Regions from separate parts of the Homo sapiens genome. Here region 1 is linked to region 2. Evidence: read pairs that join two places in POLR2A ChIA-PET (ENCODE). Cell type or tissue: MCF 10A. All regions are shown on one strand. Each heading gives the region's core, and the rest is flanking DNA. Links, peaks and the distances in the headings are about the cores only.

Evidence for each region. Peaks named below come from ENCODE experiments on the same cell type or tissue, not always from the same donor. Only the 100,000 strongest peaks of a DNase experiment are listed, where the experiment ranks them.
Region 1: POLR2A ChIA-PET joins it to region 2 with 48 read pairs; 6 of 35 experiments call an interaction of 5 or more read pairs at or near these places.

What each region holds. Positions count from the first base shown.
Region 1 is chr2:17,586,378-17,595,122 of GRCh38, forward strand. It overlaps VSNL1 (visinin like 1), which reads left to right. Exons shown (of 4, transcript NM_003385.5): 2 at 5,693-5,859. The coding sequence starts at 5,698. Among named protein-coding and RNA genes, the nearest start is that of VSNL1, 50 kb to the left of the region's middle. RefSeq lists an enhancer at 3,480-4,417. In MCF 10A, for the core only: no CTCF peak of the experiment used is centred there; DNase peaks (open chromatin) are centred at 1,854, 3,224 and 4,334.
Region 2 is chr2:17,535,399-17,544,143 of GRCh38, forward strand. It overlaps VSNL1 (visinin like 1), which reads left to right and starts at 5,298. Exons shown (of 4, transcript NM_003385.5): 1 at 5,298-5,520. It also overlaps a transcript of RAD51AP2 not described here. RefSeq lists enhancers at 3,603-3,722, 8,024-8,535, 8,536-8,745. In MCF 10A, for the core only: no CTCF peak of the experiment used is centred there; DNase peaks (open chromatin) are centred at 3,753, 4,383 and 5,163.

The DNA of each region.
Region 1 (8,745 bases), core at 515-8,514, 51 kb after region 2:
GAACCAAGGGTGATTCTTGTATTCAGACAAGTTTAGGAAAGACTGCTTAAGAGGTTTCACCTGGGGACCGGTGACAGGTGAAGGTGCCTGATTTGGTCAGTATTTGTCTGTTTGTCTATCCTCTGTGTTATGTAGCTCTCTACTATGAGTATTCATTTCATCATGCTTCATATTCCAAGACTTGTAAATGTCTCCTGCATCCAGGTCTGAGCCCTTTAAGATTGGTACCATGCTTTCTGTTTATATCCCACCTTACCTAGCACAGAGCTTTTCTCCTGGAAGATTCTTACAAACATCTGCCAAACTTAGTTGTGCAGAGAGTTTTCTGCCTGATTCCGTCAAGTTAATTATGCCATGGGTCATTATTAACCACAATATCAAATACAAGGAAAAGAGAGGAGTAGTAACAGTTGGCAGAGAAGTATCATGGAGAAAACAGGATTGGAATGGAGTCTTGCAGCAGGAGTAAGGTTTAGATAGATGGAGGAAAAAAGCACAAGGGGCATTCCAGGCAGAAGTCTAAGCATGAGAAGGCCAGTCTCTACAAAGGCAATTGTTTCAGGATATGAGTGAAGAGCCTAGGGCTCAAAGAAAAGATTTATTCAAGACTGACCTAAGTAATCTGTCACTGACCAGCCCATTGCAGCCTCTTTCCATACTTGCATTACATGCAGGTCTCCAACCTGAGCCCCTAAAGCCCTTTCTTCCTTTGCTCTCAGCCCTATTTCCAAGGTTGTTTTCCCACTGCTGTGTTTATCCTGCTATGTATTTGCACATGTGGTGGGACTGCTCCATTTCAGCCACTCAGTTTTTATTTAAATGAATCTTGCTAAGATTCAGCTAGGCTGATTGCTAGATTACCTGGGAGGAGCTGGATATGCAGTTCTGTGTGCCTCTTCATACTCAGCAGACCCTGGTATGTTCTGGAAGACTGGATTTAGATACAGTAGGTAAGAGACAGGCTGAGGGCAACACACACACACACACACACACACACACACACACACACACACACACATATATTTTGTTTCAATCCTCTTTAATACCCAAAGGGCTTATGGAAAAAAGATGCTCATGGGTGCTTCTTGGCTCCCTTGTAGGCCCTTTCCACATCCACGAAGTTCTCCTGGTCCTCTTCTAGGAGCATTCTTAAATCCTCTGCCTCTTCTGCTCTGGAACCTGCTATCAAGACAGGGTAGGAAATGGATGAGAGATGAGCGAAACTCAAGACAGGAAGACCAGTTGGGAGGTAGTTGCAGTATCTTTGAGATGATCCTGCAGGTGAGAGAAGATGATGGCCTCTATTAGGAAAGCAGTGGGGTGCGAGAGAACTGCATGCATTCTTTACTAAGCCCTTACTAGCTGGTTTAGCTAGGGTAAATTACTTAATCTCTCTGGCCTTCAAAGTTCTCATCAGTAAAAAGGAAACAATCATAATCTCTTTTTTACAGTTTTTAAAAATACTGTTTTTAATGCTGTAAAAAAGGGGTCAATAGTTTATATGGGTCAATGTTGTTGCACAAAAGCCTTTTGTAAATTAGTGTACAAAAGTGCCATCTTCTCTGGACATCATTTGCCATTAAGTGAAACTGTGCTTTCCTCCACAAGGGCTCTATCATTTGAAGTTCTCTTGTCCATCAAAGCCCTTCCACCAGTCCTGTTTTGTGCCTAGCACTGAACTTCTCTGTATGACAACACAAGCAGTGAGAAATTCTTTTGGTTTGGGGATGGGCTGGCTTTAATATTATAGCTTGAAATCCCAGCTTAAAAGTAATACACTCCGGTTTCTGTCCCCTCCCTTCTTCGGTAATAAACACTTAAATGCTGATGGGTTCTCAGGTCAAGAATCCACAGAGCCTGCATGTGTTGAGACAAGCCAATAGGAGGTCTGACTCATATTTTCATATTTACAAAACCTATGTGGGAAATCAGTGAATGGTAGAGTTGGAAAGGCCTTAAAGATCATCTGGTCCAACTCCTCATTTTTTAAATGGGGAAATGGAGTAACTAGGAAGGAAAGGATCTTGGCCAAGATCACAGAGTAAGTTAGAGACAGAGCCAGCCTGCTTCCCCCTCATATGGTGTAGCGGAATCTCTTTATTGGGAATGTGATAAAATGTACTGTTTGTACTCTTTCTGTTATGCTGGTCCCATAATGAAAGATACTGCTTGGCCCATATCACTGCAGCCCAGAGCAAAAGGACTATAGGTGGAGAGTATTAATCTAACTACACTTTCATTCATTTATCACACATTACTAAACACCACCTTTATGTCAGTTACTGAAGATACTGAGATAAAAGACATGGGTCCCACCTGCAAGGTATTCAATTTTAATGATGAAGACAATCTCCAGGAGGGCTGAATATTTTCCATGCAGTTAAATGAAATATTTCTCCCATCTGCCAACTGCATTTTATATTTATACTTGTGAATGCATTGACTCTCCTTATATATAGATTATGAGACATTTTCTCAGAAAAAAAATACCAAATATCTCAGACCCCTTATTTATTCATGTCCTCAAGAAATATTATTTGAGCACCTAATAGGAGTTACCAAGAGGCAAAAATAAATAAATAATAGTCCTCTCTCTCAAGAAACCATAATAACAATCCAGTAGAGAAATACATAATGATCATGGAAGCTTTTACAAGGAAAGGGAGATACCTAAGAGAATGGGTGCCTAAGTTTGCCATGGAGAGTCCACGAAGGTTTCATGGAGGAGGTGGTGTGTAAATTGAGACTATTTAAAGAAGGGGAAGAAGTCTGTTGAGCAGAAAATGGGGGGAAGTCATTCTAGGAGAAGAGAACAGCATATGCAGAGCCATGGAAGTGTGGAAGCATGCAATCCTGGAATCTATAATAGTTTATAATCACTGACACATGAGAAAAGACAGATTGGCAGAAAACGAGGATATAAGTAGGCAGGACCTGAGCCACGCTAAGGAGATGAGGTTGCATCATGGAGACTAAGGAGAAGTACAGAGGCTTTTAGAGAGTAGATCAATGAGGTTTGTATTCTGGAAATTCACTCAGGCAGCTGTGCAGAAGGAGAGTGGTTGGAGTCAGGTAGCCCAGTGGGGAGGCCAATCTTTAATCAAGGCAAGATCTGATGAGGCCTATGAGGGCAGTGGCAATGCCATTCTGAGCCAGGCCAGAACCTGACTTTCTGTGTGATTCAACCATTGCCCAACACACCTGAGTGATGGTGCAGACCCATACAAGAAGCATGAAGTTATGCACTTGAGTCTCCAAACTGTGATTCACAGTCCTGACAATATTTCCTGTGTGTGTAAGAGACCACCCTCTCCAAAGTCAACTGGAACAGTTTAAGACATCACAAGTGACCCATGGAGAAGCCAAGCTTCCTTGCCTAACAAAGAAGCTGATACGTTGTTGAACTTCTAAAGGCACTTGGGGGAGGTGGTTTTTAATACAAAGTCACTTCTGAGCTTGTGGTTTGGTAAATTTAAGTCTTTTCCAAACAAGGCAGCCAGGCTGGCAAAGTGATCCTTTTTCATCCCCTCTAGGCACTGATTCAGTTCTCTGAAGCCTCCCTGCTTTCGCTCTTCCTGTTCCTTCTCCTGAAATGTCTTTCATCCACCAGTCTATGATTGGACATTGGAGTCCTATAGATCCAGGTTCAAATTCTAGCTCCGCCATGCATTAATTGTATGCTCTTATACAAGTTACCATAAGCGTTCTGAGCCCCAGGGAGCTCCCCTAATCCTGATTGCTCGGTGATTGCTGAGCAGGAGATGAAATTTGTGAGGTGTTCCATTAAGTGCCTTCTCCATCGCCAGCACTCAATATTAAATAGCTATTTTTCTTAGGTGAGATTCTAGTTTAAGAATGAAGGTTTGTAATTCTCTACCAAAAAACCAAAGTAAAGTACTGAAAGGTTTCACAATAATACATCTTTTGATTTTCAGGATAACCATGAATTAGAGTTTTCTTACTCACATTAATTAAACCTGACACCTGAGTACCCACTTGATTTCCACACCCAGCTGTGGAATTCCACAGTAACTTATAATTAATAGACAGTTGCTTATAAGAGATTTGGAACTTGAATTCAGAGCAAAAATAAGTAGAGAAGCCCCATGACAAAGGGAAGAGTTGCTGATACTGGGCCCTTTTCTCATGCTGACGAGTTTGGAGGGTAAATGGCCATCTTAATGGTATCATCTGACTGCATTTTGTGCTGCCGAGATTGTGCTGAGTGGAAATTTCCCTGGAAGTAGCAAGAGTGGCTTAGTTTCATTACAGTGAAAGAATTGGCCAATGTTGGGGCAGGTTACTGACAATGGGTGTGGAATCTGTTTTAGGAGAAGTTAAAAAATCATGACAATAAAGTATGTGATGAGATTACCCCTTCCAGGCTATTGCAAGTGTAGACATGCCTGCAGCTTGAAAGAGAGTTTGTCTCAAGCACAGTGAAGGACTAGGTTCACTTGGTTAATTCTTCAACCCTAACTCAGTATCTTTTAACTGAATTTGAAAGATCATCTGGCACTTTCCAGATTCTGGAAATTTTCCAATTTTCAAGTTTAACTTGACTTTTTAAATCAATCTGGGGTTAATTTATGTGTTAATTCTTTTATTATTATTATTAGCAATAGTCTTATTATTATTTATTATAAAGCAACTTTAAAGGGAAAATTTTAAAATTATCTTTAATTTTCCTGCAGTTATTTTAATTTTGGAATTTTTTTTGGCCTTTGTTTACCTACTTACTTGTTAATCAGCCATCACAATGAATCTGAAAGAGCTTCATTATTATGTCTGCTTTATTAATGAATAAGTTGAAGATAATGCAGTTAATTAACGTTGCCCTAAGTAACACATGTAGTAATTGGCCAAATCAGGAAGAAAAATCAGGAATTATCTCAAGCCTGCTCTGTCTCCCTACTCCCTGCTGTGATGTTGGCCACACAACCTGGTGCTTAATGGATATAGGTAACATTATCTTATGCACTATTACTTTAACTCAAAATCAGAAATAATAGCAGTCTGGAATAATATCAACAAAAACTCCCCAACCAATCCCTAGAAGAAAACCATTAAGATTTTGTCAACTCTGAAGACAATGTTGTACGAACTTTCTAATTATGAGAGGAGAAATAGAGAATTAGTGTGACTAATAGAAATAGCTGTTTTTATTGGGGAAAAAAGCTCCAACTTGAACCAGACCAACTGAGACTCCTTAATATTGCTGATTGGATATTCCAAGCCACTTACTGATCATTTAGTTATAAAGTCTTCTCATTGTTCTTGTCAGTAATCCCACTGAGTATCCCATTAAACTAAATGTAGAGTTAAACACCTGGGAGGCAAGTGTTAATAAAGTGTAATTTGTAGAAGGAAAAGAAAAACAACTTCTATATGCTTACTATGAATAGCATAAAAAGGGATGGTTGCCTTCCATTTGGGAGTCAACACCATATGAAAGATGACACAATGAGGTAAAGAGTGAATGCTACAGCCCTTGGAACTGTCAGAAGAGTCTATTTCACTCATATATTTTTCTAGAATACCAAGTAGAAGGAGGCAGACTTGGGAAGATATGCATCAGCCACACTGGAGGGAGTTCCGACCATGGGACTGCTCAGAACTCTAGCTTGGCTCCTAACCAAGTTTGAAATGATCACAGCCACAGCGCTAATTGAATTAATTTGCTTTTCTTCAGGCAGGATGGGGAAGCAGAATAGCAAACTGGCCCCTGAAGTGATGGAGGACCTGGTGAAGAGCACAGAGTTTAATGAGCATGAACTCAAGCAGTGGTACAAAGGATTTCTCAAGGACTGTCCAAGTGGGAGGCTAAATCTCGAGGAATTTCAGCAGCTCTATGTGAAGGTAAGTTGTTTTTCAACCTTGTTTTTATTCCTTAGGCCAGAAACTATGGCCTTCATGAAATTGTACCCTCACATGGAATTATAACTCTAAGTAGCTAGTTTGTTTCAACTCTGGCTGTTTTCCATCCAGAAAGAAAAATTAACATTTAAAAATGCAAATGTATATATGTTGTTCCCAAAATAAGCAATTTCTGAACAAAAAGAGTAATTGTTAAATCAAAGCACTGAATAGAGCTCAAGGAATGACAGCATCTGGTGAAAGAACCATAAAAAGCTCAGAGAAGAGTGTTTGCTGATAATTATTGACAGTTTGCTAATTACAGCATTATTTGGCCTGTTAAAGGTATATGTACTTCTCCCAGTTAAAGAAAAAGTACACAAGAGGGCTTTTTCTCTCTCTCTCTCTTTTTTTTTTTTTTTTTTTTTTTTTTTTTTTTTTTTTTTACCAGAAAAGATACTCCTGTATCCAGATAAGAACCCAGATTCCCACAACAGAACATTTAGAAAAGGGGTGGGGGAGTGTAGCGTATCTCTGGTCAGCAATGTCTACAACATAGACAATAACTCAACACTGTACACTACTCAGAAGCTAAACTTTCCCTGAACATTACACAGAACAGTCCCATAAAAGGTACAATTTCTACTGCAGTGGTATTGTTTTGGCTTGTCTGAGTCTACAAGTTGTATTGGTTCTAGATTGGGCTGATCTAAGACATTCCACTTCGTGTATACTTATGTAATGTTACACAAGTGAAAGAAATACATTTTTAAAACTTTTTCTGATTAAAATACCAAATAGAAAAATATTGCTTTATATCATTTAATTAGCAAATGTTGATTTGAGCAATATTGAATCACCCAGATGTATATATGTGTATGTGAAATGATTGAATAAAATATTAAGCATTATCATTATGTGCTGAAGCTGAACATTTTCTATAACCTATGATCCAGCAATTCCATTCTTGTACTGTACAAGAAGGGGCATGTGTAAGAATACTCATAGCTGCACTATTCACAATGGTAAAACTGGGAAACAACCCAAGTGCCCATCAAAGGGAAAGTGGAAAATAAACAGTGGTATATTTGAACAATATAACATTATATAGCAGTCAAAATACTTGAACTGTAACAACACTAAGATATTAAAAAAGCAAGTCTCAAAAGATTCTAAAGGAAATAGAAATTTTTAAAAATGTGTTTTATAGGATTACCAATAAATGCAATAAAATCATATAAAAAGAAAAGCAGGGAAGTGATGAACCCAAGATTCAAACGAAAAGTTACTTCAAGTGGGGAAGACCAAGGGATGAAATTGGGGGTATGGCCATGTGGTTAGATATATATTGTGTTCAAAGTCATAACTGTTGCAAGTGTTTATTGCATCATTAAAAGCTCACTAATCAACAGAATAAGTAGTGTGCATTTTATACGATCACTGTGACATTTCTAAGAAGATCTGGGTAATCAATTATTAGCATGCCAAGATCTTTTCTATAGAAGTGCTGAGAAAGTGCATCTATTACTCAATTGATGTCTATTGCTTTTGCAGAGAAGTGGGATAGTATGTATTTCCTAGATAACCATACTACTCTCCCTAGTTTTCAATGTCATGTCTTCTATTTTATCACCTAGGGGCTAGTCCATGCCTTGGAACTCTCTCTATTCTCAACCACAAAGAAAGTACAGACAAACAAGGTTTTTCAAAGTCACTTTCATATCACTAAAGGCCATGCAAGCTGTCACCCTATGATTAAGAGAGCACCGTGTGCCACGTTCCTCACTATTTGTTTAAAATGAGAGGGGTATTGCCTTTGAAGAAATAGTTGAAATGCAGGAAATGAGGTATTTTATTTACACACTGGAAGTATGTAGCACTGAAAAAGCACCAGCCTCAAGGTGAGGGGTCATGTAAACATTAAGCATGCCTTGGCGTTTTATGGTACAACTGATATATATGCACCAAAATCATCTCCCACCTCCCCATCTCACTCCTAGAGTGGGTTTTTTATTCCAGGAGGGGAATATATGACTTTCTGAACTTAGGTCTATATTTTTGGCAAACTCTTATTCCAACTCTGCCTGTACTCTTATATCAAATAGAAAGCAGGCAGTCTTTTTCTCCTTCTAGAGTTGTCCAAGGACAGAAAAAAACCGCAGCAGAAATATGCCACGTACACAGAAAAAAGAAAGGCGGATCTGATAAGCTGGAAAGGAGAAGCCTGGAAAAAGATGTGGATTATGTAATAGGCCCAGAAGATGGGCTGATGAGAAAAAGCTTCTTTTAATGTTTCTGGAAAAAAATGCAAATATTCAGCAAGACACGGTCATTATCCTGGTGAATGGGCACATTCAGTGATTCCTTCTATCTTTGGTGCAGAGATTGAGGCATCTTGGGATGCAACTGAGGGAGCAAAGCTGACTGCAGCCTCTGCCCTCCTGTGTGTGCAGTCAACCTGGCACATCCCCTCTTGCTACCAGACCCGTTTCCCTTTCCAGGAGGAAGTCAACTCGGTTGCTAAAAAACAAGTTCTGATGAGTGTTTAAGGAGGAGCAGGATAATGGGAGTGGCTCCGCTGCAAGGCCAGGGGCCACAGTCTCCCAACTTTAAAAGCCCTTGCATTCCAAATGTGAAGGAACTCCTTCAGCAGATATATTTTTAAAAGCATTTAAAACTGAGGTTTAGAGAAATGAGGCAATTTGCCCAGCAACACAAACTGAATGTGGAACAGACTTCAAAGACAGGAATGCTGACTCCCACTGCAGCACATAGCTCTGCCTCTCAGCCAAACTCCCAGGGCAGCTCCTCATTAACACCCTCCAGCCCATCCACCATACAGCTGCTGGAGTGAGATTTGTAAAACACAGATCTGAACATGGTCCCTCC
Region 2 (8,745 bases), core at 154-8,153:
GTTGTTTAAAGTGAGAAACCAGTTAATGATTTTATTCAAGGAAGTGACGCGATTTTACTTGCAACAGTTAGGAGAATGAGAAAGAACACGTGTTCCAAGAGTGAGATGATGAGAGGCTGAACTAATACAGTGGCAGTGAGGAATGAATTTGCAAGACATTCAGAAAATGGAATTCACGGGATTCAGTTAACGACGTGATGAGGAATTAGAGAAATGGAGAAGCTGAAGATAACATCCAAGCTTCTAATTTAGAGGACTGGGTTGATAGTGGGCATCGTCAAAGTGCTAGGCAGCACAGGGGGAAGAACAGATCCAAGGAGGCAGAGGGGCAGGGGAGAAAATCATTTGGAGATGTTGAGTTTGAGCCATCTGTAACAAATTAACATGAAGATGCTCTATAGGTAGTTTTAAAAGGAGGAAGTCGAGAGTAAGGTGAATGTTTGGATTTAAGAACACCAGTGATCATTCTTTCTCTTCTTGAACACCCCCTTAGGAATGATAAGATGAACTCTAAAGGATATATGTGGTAAGAACACCAAAAAAAAAAAAAAAAAAAAAAAAGAGGGATCCCACTGTTTCTTTCCTCCTTCAGGCAGGATAAAATTTTTAAACTGTTTGGTTAAAAAAAAAAAAGTGGGTTTTGTTTTAGTTGGTTGTCTCTGAGGGGGCATAGAAATCACTGTTCGTATTTTCTCTTAACTTCTATGCTAAGAATCTCTGTTGAGGTTGAGAGTTTAATTAAAAACTCTAGATTAAAGAAAACACAGATTAAAGGGAGAAACAAGTCAGTAAGATCTGCTTTAGGCAAGAAGGGTTTTTGAAGACCCTTCTGGACTCAATGATTTCCAACTACCGAGGTCCCCCAAAATGGATCCGTGATATTATCTGCAATGGCGATTCACACAACTGAAAAAGAGTACAGCCTAGCAATAAAGACACCTACAAAGTCATGAATGAAAAGAAACAGGGCCATGCACAGTGCAATTCTGTTATCATCATTTATGGAGTGTTGCCACTAACGATAATGGTAAAAATTTCCAGCTTCAGAGCACTGCTATGAATCTATATGTCAGGCCAAATAGTAGAAGAGAAAATGGAATAAAGTATTCTCTATTCTTGAGGCTGCACACTACCTGTATTTGCTATGACTATTTCTGAGGCCCCAAGAAACTTCCAGGAAACTCAAATCTTTCACGGTGATTCATCTGGCAGGGCCTTATGAAACTTTTATTGTGGATTGTTCAAATTTTGAGGAAATTAGTGTCTACAGACAGAGTGATCTTTCAGACTGAATTTAGATCCAGTCATGGATTACAGAGTGAAATCAGAGGAGGACTGGGAGACATGATCAATCAAGTTCATTAAAACTAGAATTTTTATTCCCTTCTCTGCAGAAGGAGGCCTAAAACTCACCCATTAACTGCATGGGAATCACTGCTTCATGGTCTTGCATTTTTTTCAGTATTTTAGAAAAACATGTAGAAGGGGCACAGACATATACAATGAGACAGTCTATGAGTCAGAAAAACTGTTGTAGGGCTGTATTCTAAGAGATACTTCCTATTTGACTATAGGGAAGTTATTTTATTTTGTTGGTCTATCTGCATCTTTTAAAAAAAGATTTAAAAAGTCAGAATAGGACTGGAAAAGATGGCTCATGCCTATAATCTCAGCACTTTGGGAGGCCAAAGCAGGAGGATTGCTTAAGACCAGGAGTTTCAGACCAGCCTGGGCAACATGGCAAGACACCTGTTTCTACAAAAATATAATAAAATTAGCCAAGCGTGGTGGTGTGTGTCTGTAGTACCAGCCACTTGGGAAGCTGAGGCGGGAGGATCACTTGAGCCCAGGAGTTTGAGGCCACAATAAGCTATGATCCTGCCACTGCACTCCAGCCTGGGCAACAGAGCGAGACCCCTGTCTCTCTCAGAAAAACAAAAAAAAATCTTACGTAATATAATTATCTTACGTAACACACCTTTTCTGTAATGATTAATACCCTTTGCTTTTGGAATAAAGGTATGCTATCCATAGAAGTAAATTACTATCATTATTCTTTAAGAATAAACGAGTATAAATCCATTCTTCAATTCCGGTCTCTTTTCATTTTCTAATAATGACTTTCAAGTTTTCTTCCAATTTTTAAAAAATATCCCCATGCCTTAAGTTCCACCCTTCTTGGCTCATATATTTTACACACAAATTTTCTAATAAATAATATTACCAGGAGTTCCCAGGACTATGAGCTTAGACCTGTTACACTACTGGAATTTCACACTTTTACTGTCATTCTCCGTTTTCAATTCGTCCACGTCACAAAGCGAGTGAGAATATTACATGGAGTATTTTACACCTGAAAATCTACTGTTGGTATTGTTTGTTTGTTTGAATCTGGGAAGAAATAAGGTGGAAGTAAGGCTAGAAATTTCTATAAAGAACATAATTTGCAACTGAAGGAAGAAAAATAGCTCTTCAGTTGTTTCTGGTTAATTGAGGATTCTACCAGATACACAGGAAGGAAGAAACAAGCCCCTACCTACAGCACCTTCCTCCTCCTCCTCTATACCCCCCCACCCCCCAAAAAAAATCCAGGGTGTGAAAGTTGTAGAGTTGGGGACGTGGCTTTAGGTAACGGGACAACTGGTAAAGCTGATGGCATTCTTCACTCAACATGGGACAGTGTTCCAGTCCCTCTACCACAGGAGCGCCCGGCAGCGTAATCTCCGCTTTTTTGTGATCACCAGTGCCATCCGCAAATGCCTGAAGGAGGAACAGCGGGCTCCCTCACTTCTGAGGGACCCTGCCACATTCCTCCCTTCAAGTACATTCTCCCATCCTAAAGAGGGGATTTGCCTTCTGTAATTTAAACGATAATATTCCTTAGGAGTCTTAGAATTGGCTTTCTTACTGTGACTTCGTATATACAACTCGACTAAAAGGCATGCCAAAAAAATTAAACAGCAACAAAATATTAGAAGCTGAAAAAGATAAAGCTACATAATAGCTGGATATTAAACATTACAATATCGCATTTAGGACGCAAACAGCGCTGCAGTGCAAATGGAACTTTAAAAAATCTGCCCGCCCACGTAGACAAAGCTACTTTACAAAAGCGCACGCGTCGATATCAATCGTACCCTACAACAGAGCATGGTTTAAAGTATCAGTGTACATTTTTTCCTAAACACAAGTTGCAAGTAAGTTATCTAAAATCGAACACCGCCACGAAAGAGACCTCCAGGGTGCAATAAATAGGTATATCTCGTTGAAGTGGAGAAATGGCATCATGACCCTTTGGGTTGATGCAGATTACAGTGCGGAGGCTGTTCTCGAGAGAGAAACTAGAACTCAGCGTAAAATGCTGTAGTAGGGGAAATCGACCAAAGACGAGATTTTGAAAGCCTTTTGAAAGTCGTTTTTCTAGCTAAAAAGAAAAAGTGACTTATTCAGGACTGACTCCCCCTGCCAGTCCCAGGAAACAGGAGCAGCCCGGCGCGCCCGGGAGCCCCGCAGCGCAGTGCGCACTGCGGCTCCAGAGCGAAGGGCTGGCGCCCGCCAGATTCTAAACGTGCTCGGCTGCCGCAGCCCGCCGGGGCCGCGCGCCGTGGTCCGCGCGACTCCGCGCTCCGGGTTTCCGCGGTCACCAGCACTGGCGGAAGAGCCCTGCCGAGAGGGGACAGCCGCGGGCGGTGTCCCGGGAGTCCCGAGAGCGCGCTCCCCCTTTGCGCAACCTTCCCGAGGCGTCCTGCCCGGGAAGCCAGTTCCTGGGTTCTGGGCTGGCTAGGTTGGCAGCGAATGAGGCTTAGGCATCACTGCCTGAGGCCCTCACTTAGCATGTCGACAGCCACAGACTTGTCTGGCGGAGTTTCTCCTGGTGCCCACTTAAGTAGTCTCAAGTTTGTTCAAAGCTGGACTCCTCGACTTGGAACCAGGAGCAGCTGGAGATTTGTCAATTTAGAGCTCATTTGCCACGGGAGACGCTCTTGGTGTCCCCAGCACCGAAGGGTAGGTCAACTCTACAGTTTTCCTGAACATGATAAGGTGTGTGAAGACGCTGTGCAAATTGTACAGCGCTCTGCTTAAGGAGAACCTCGATCTTCATCTCGCCCCCAGAACTTCCCTCCCTTGAAAATAAAACTCCCACCTGAATGTAAAGCCCAGGAGGGGGTTTTGTTAACCGCACTTATTCCCAAAGCATAAAGGAATGTCTAATAGTTTTGCAAATGCTTCCATGAATAATTGTTGAATGAGTTCATGTACAACATACACACTTGAGGAAAACTGGTCTGGTTGGGAACATCTGGGAATTCTCCTTGCTTTTCTGGTAGGGAAGCGACCGACCAAACATTTATTGGGCACTACTCCTTGCCAAGCCTTCTAGGCTTTGGCAGGCCAATGGGGAGCCGGGGGGAGGGCTGGCAAACCTGTTAGTTGTTCAAGGACACAAAGGGGGCTTTATAAGATGGCCTAATCAGAGCCCTTAAACGTGGGTTCGCAAAATGGTTCATTCCCGCCCTTTCACCCACCCCCTCCCACCCCAGACGCAAAGCATATGTTAAAAACACTTAAGTGCATACAGAAGGCGCTTGGCTCAGGGTACACAGGGCAAGAAGCCTCGGATCCCAGCTCCCTTTAACACACATTTTTTCAACGCCGTTCTGGACCGAGACTGTCCGGGGCACTGGGTGCTGCAGGACCCGGCTCCCAGTACTCCTAGCAGAAGACCCTCTGATGAAATGGCCCATGACAAAATGACCACCATAACCGTTCCTTCAGTAAGCCAGGTAGACGTGCTCACAGCTTGCTGGGAAGTCTTCTTTCGGAGATTTCTGCAGTTTTCTCCTTCACCTTACAGCCTAACAAAGGGTGGGCCGGGGGTCGGCTAGGACAGAAAGCAGCGGGAAAAGCGGCTCCACGTGTTCCATCTCTGGCCTCGGCCTTCAGCCCCCAGGTTCGGTAACCACTGGGCGTGGCGAGTCCGGGTAACCCGCAGTCCCTCGCGCCCGTCCAGGTGCGGGTTGCTCCGGTAGCCGGACTCCCTTTTCCTATATACTTTCCTTTTGAGCTTTTGCTAAAATCTGGAGACGTGGAATCCACCCGCGGAAACTCCGAGCCCCTCCGACTGAGCATGCGCCATCGCCAGGCGGCTTTTGGTCACAGGCTCCCGAGTTCTCCTAGCTGGGGCTGCGGAGCTGGGGGGAGGGAAGAGAGGAAAGGGGAGGGGGTGCCTGGAGAGGCGGAGGCTCGCGCGCCTGCGCATCCAGCTCCAGGGACCCTAGGTTTTCTATGGGATTCCCAATCTGCAGCAGAGATTTACCCGAGCGTGTTGCGGCAGCGGCTGGGCTTGCAAGGCGCGATCCAAGAGGGATTTAAGCAGCCCAGAGCTCCAGAGAAAAAGAGAGCGAGAGAGAACCACACACAGAGACGGCTTAAGCGTTTACCCGAATTAAATATATATTTTTAAAAAGAACTGTTGAGTTTTATCATTTTCGTTAAGTGACCGTGCGCAGCGCTGTAACTGTAAGTGGAAAATACAATCTTCGTTGCATTTCTGCATGTGTAGTGCAACCAACTGTCAGAGAAATGCTTTGGCTATTGTCACATACTTTGCTTTGCATAGATGCGTCTAAATGCATGGGGACAATTTCCTTGCTTAATGCTGGCGATCTGAATGTGCTCTTAGTCCATGGGGGATCTTTTGGAATATTGGGGGTGGGGGAAGGGGGAGTGTTTATATGCGGCGTGTTTGGGGGATTGTCTTAGACTAGATTTAAGACAGGTGAAACTGAGATGCTTTCTTAGTTTGTCTTAGACAGATTTAAGTAGCTAATTGACCGATTGTGAAGTTTTCCGGTTGCTGATAAAACTATTGAGCGGGTACAGTCGAGTAGCAACCTGTCATCCGTGGGATTGGTGCACCATTTTTCTCACTGTGGAAGGGCAGCAAAGGTGTTTGCTAAGTAAAACTGAGTGGATGAGATTGGTATGGAAATCATGGTTGATCTCTGAGCGGGATGTTAGTGTTTAAGATCCACGGAGTCAGGCGCAAAATGAGCACATTTCTCTCAGTATTCAGAAATGAGTAGATAATTTTTTTCGTCTTTGATTTTTGTCACAATGGTGAATGGGCAGAAAAGGGAAAGATGCTCTACTGCACTGTCGATTTTGAACGGAGTCACAGGCTCGGTCGCTGAATGGGGACTGTCAGACCCAAACTAGTTACCTGCCTTTGCATTCCGTGTTCGCCATCCGGAATCTGGGGTTAAAAAATGTAAATCAAGGTGTGTTACATTTGGTAGTATTTCTTTAAAGGATAAAAGGTCGTTTTGTGTTTTGAGTTAAAATGGGTTGTTCCTTGCCCAGAAACTGGAAGAAGGGTCTTTGCAAGGTCAAACCCCGGGTGGAAATCAGAATGATGAATACCCTCAGGGGTACAAGAATGTGTACGTGGAAGGAGCGAGGAGAGGCTGATGCTCCCTGCATGGTGGAAATGATGAGTGCTCCGCATTGCCTGATCAGTGCCCTGTGAGATGCCAGAGTGGGAATCCATTTTTCTAGAGTTGCCCTCCTGTCCGTATTTTGGAAACTAAAATAAAATAGAATTGTTGGTGGTTGTGGAGAACACTAAGTACATACTATTTGTGTATCACTTTCCAGTTGAAGGCAAGAAAAGCTGGGGAGTTTTATTTCTACATATTAATATTTATTTTAATTTCTAAAGGAATTTCAGGTTGAGACAAATTTAAAATGAAACTCTTGTGAAAACACATTTTACCCCCACTATCATTTAAACTGCCTACGTGTGTTTGTGTGTGTGTGGTGGGGGGGAGTAGGGGGTGATCCTACATCATTGAACAACTTACTTTTGAATGCACTCTCATTAAGCCTTGGGTATTTAATAACCCCAGAAAATGCTGCACTGAAGCAGGTTGGCAGAATGGGCATGAGGCAGAAAGATGAGAAAAAAGCATGGCTAGTGCGTGCTGGATTTCCACGAAATAAGCAAATCCAATTTTGGGGATGAAATGAAATAAATTTTCCCTCAAATCGGGTGTGGGGGCCATCAAATAGGGCTCTTTGGCCCTTTGATCAGTCCAACCATTTGGAACCCCTCAAAGGAATTTATAATTTATTTAAATGGATGAAATTTGTAATTGAAAATTCGAGAAGAACCTCTCATTGGAAATCCACAGTATAAATCATACTGCCTTGTCTATTCCTTCTTTCCTTACTCCAGGGCAGAAGGACTAATCATTTGTCATAATTGAGCCATACTCCCTGTCATCATTGAGCATTGGCATCAGTTCGATGAATGGTGCAGGTGTTGACACTGCATTGATAAAGAGGGGTGGTAGAGGAAAAAGGGGGGAATTAGGTATCAAAACTGATAAATGCTTGGTCTTGGAGTCCCTGGCTCATAGGTTGACAGAGAGGATCAAGTTAGGCAGAGACCCTGTAAGGTATCTAGTCCAAACCCCTTGCTTTGTAGATGAGGAAACTGAGGCCCAGAACCATGGATGTAGAGAAAAGTCAATTAACTTCTAGTCTATGGAATAAACAATTAAAAAGTAATGTTGAGTGGAAATGTTTCCTTCTCTCTTTCATTTTCAGCAGTCTCAGTGACATTGCTGCAGACTTCAAATAAATAACTGTCTGCTCTCCAGCACATCTTTTGAAATTGTCTCTAGGGGTCCCTTTTATACCACCTCATTTCTCTTCCTTGCCTCTCTTTGTCTTGTAAGGTCTCTTTCTCTCTCTTTTTTATTGCCCCTCACCTCTAATATCCCCACCTCTTTGGATGTTTAGTCTGGCTTTTCTGGCCTCCTCTGCATCTCAGACAATTTCTTTGGAATCCTTGGCGTTTGCCGGGAGCACTAGCGTATCAGAATCTGCAGTTCCTGTTTGAGAACTGCCCAGGGCCCATTTCCATCTTTCCCTGCTGTGTTCCCCAAAATCCTTCAGGGAATCCAGCCTTCAAAGACACTGCAGTTACATTCCCACTTTTCTCCCCATCTGTCCTCCTCCAAAACCACTGCAGCTGCAGAGATTAGGACTTCGTGGAGTGAGGAAGCTGCAGGGTTTCCAGAGTGGACTTTGCCAGCTCACCTCTGGCTCCTAGGAGGCAGAACCCAAATTAGAGATGCCTGTCTCCAGCCTTCCTGGAAATCCTCCAGATAAAGCCACCTGCGGAGAAGGGAAAGGGAAGGGACAGAAAGACCGAAGAAGGCTTGACTGGTTTAACCTGAAGTTGTGCTATAGAGGAGAGTAGTGCAGCTTTTTCATCCTTTAAAGCTTTTAAAGCATTTGCATAGCTTTTCCTCAGGCAGATCTTTTGTTTTATTCTTTCGCAGTTTCTGCTCTCATCTTGCTGGATGAGGGCTGCAAAGCAGACAAGGTGACCCGCCTAACTGGCCTTCCTACCTTCCTCCTGTTTTTTCTCCTTTTTTTCCTCTTTTGCTTTCTCCATTTCTTCCTCATTTTCTCCCTTTCTTCCATAAAAATTCTCTGAGTGCCTATACAATAACATTCTATGCCTCCTAAATATAGTCTGGGCCTTCCTGTTTCTTCTCCAAAAATGTAATCTCCCAGGCACTCAGAAAGATACTCACAACTACCACAAATGGGGAAATGCTAAGGATTCTTACATGAAAAAAGCTGAGGCATTAGGAAAGGAGGAGCTTGATGATTGGAATGCAAGGCCAGAGGAAGTCCCACTTGGGATCTCTTTCTCATTTCAAAGAGTAG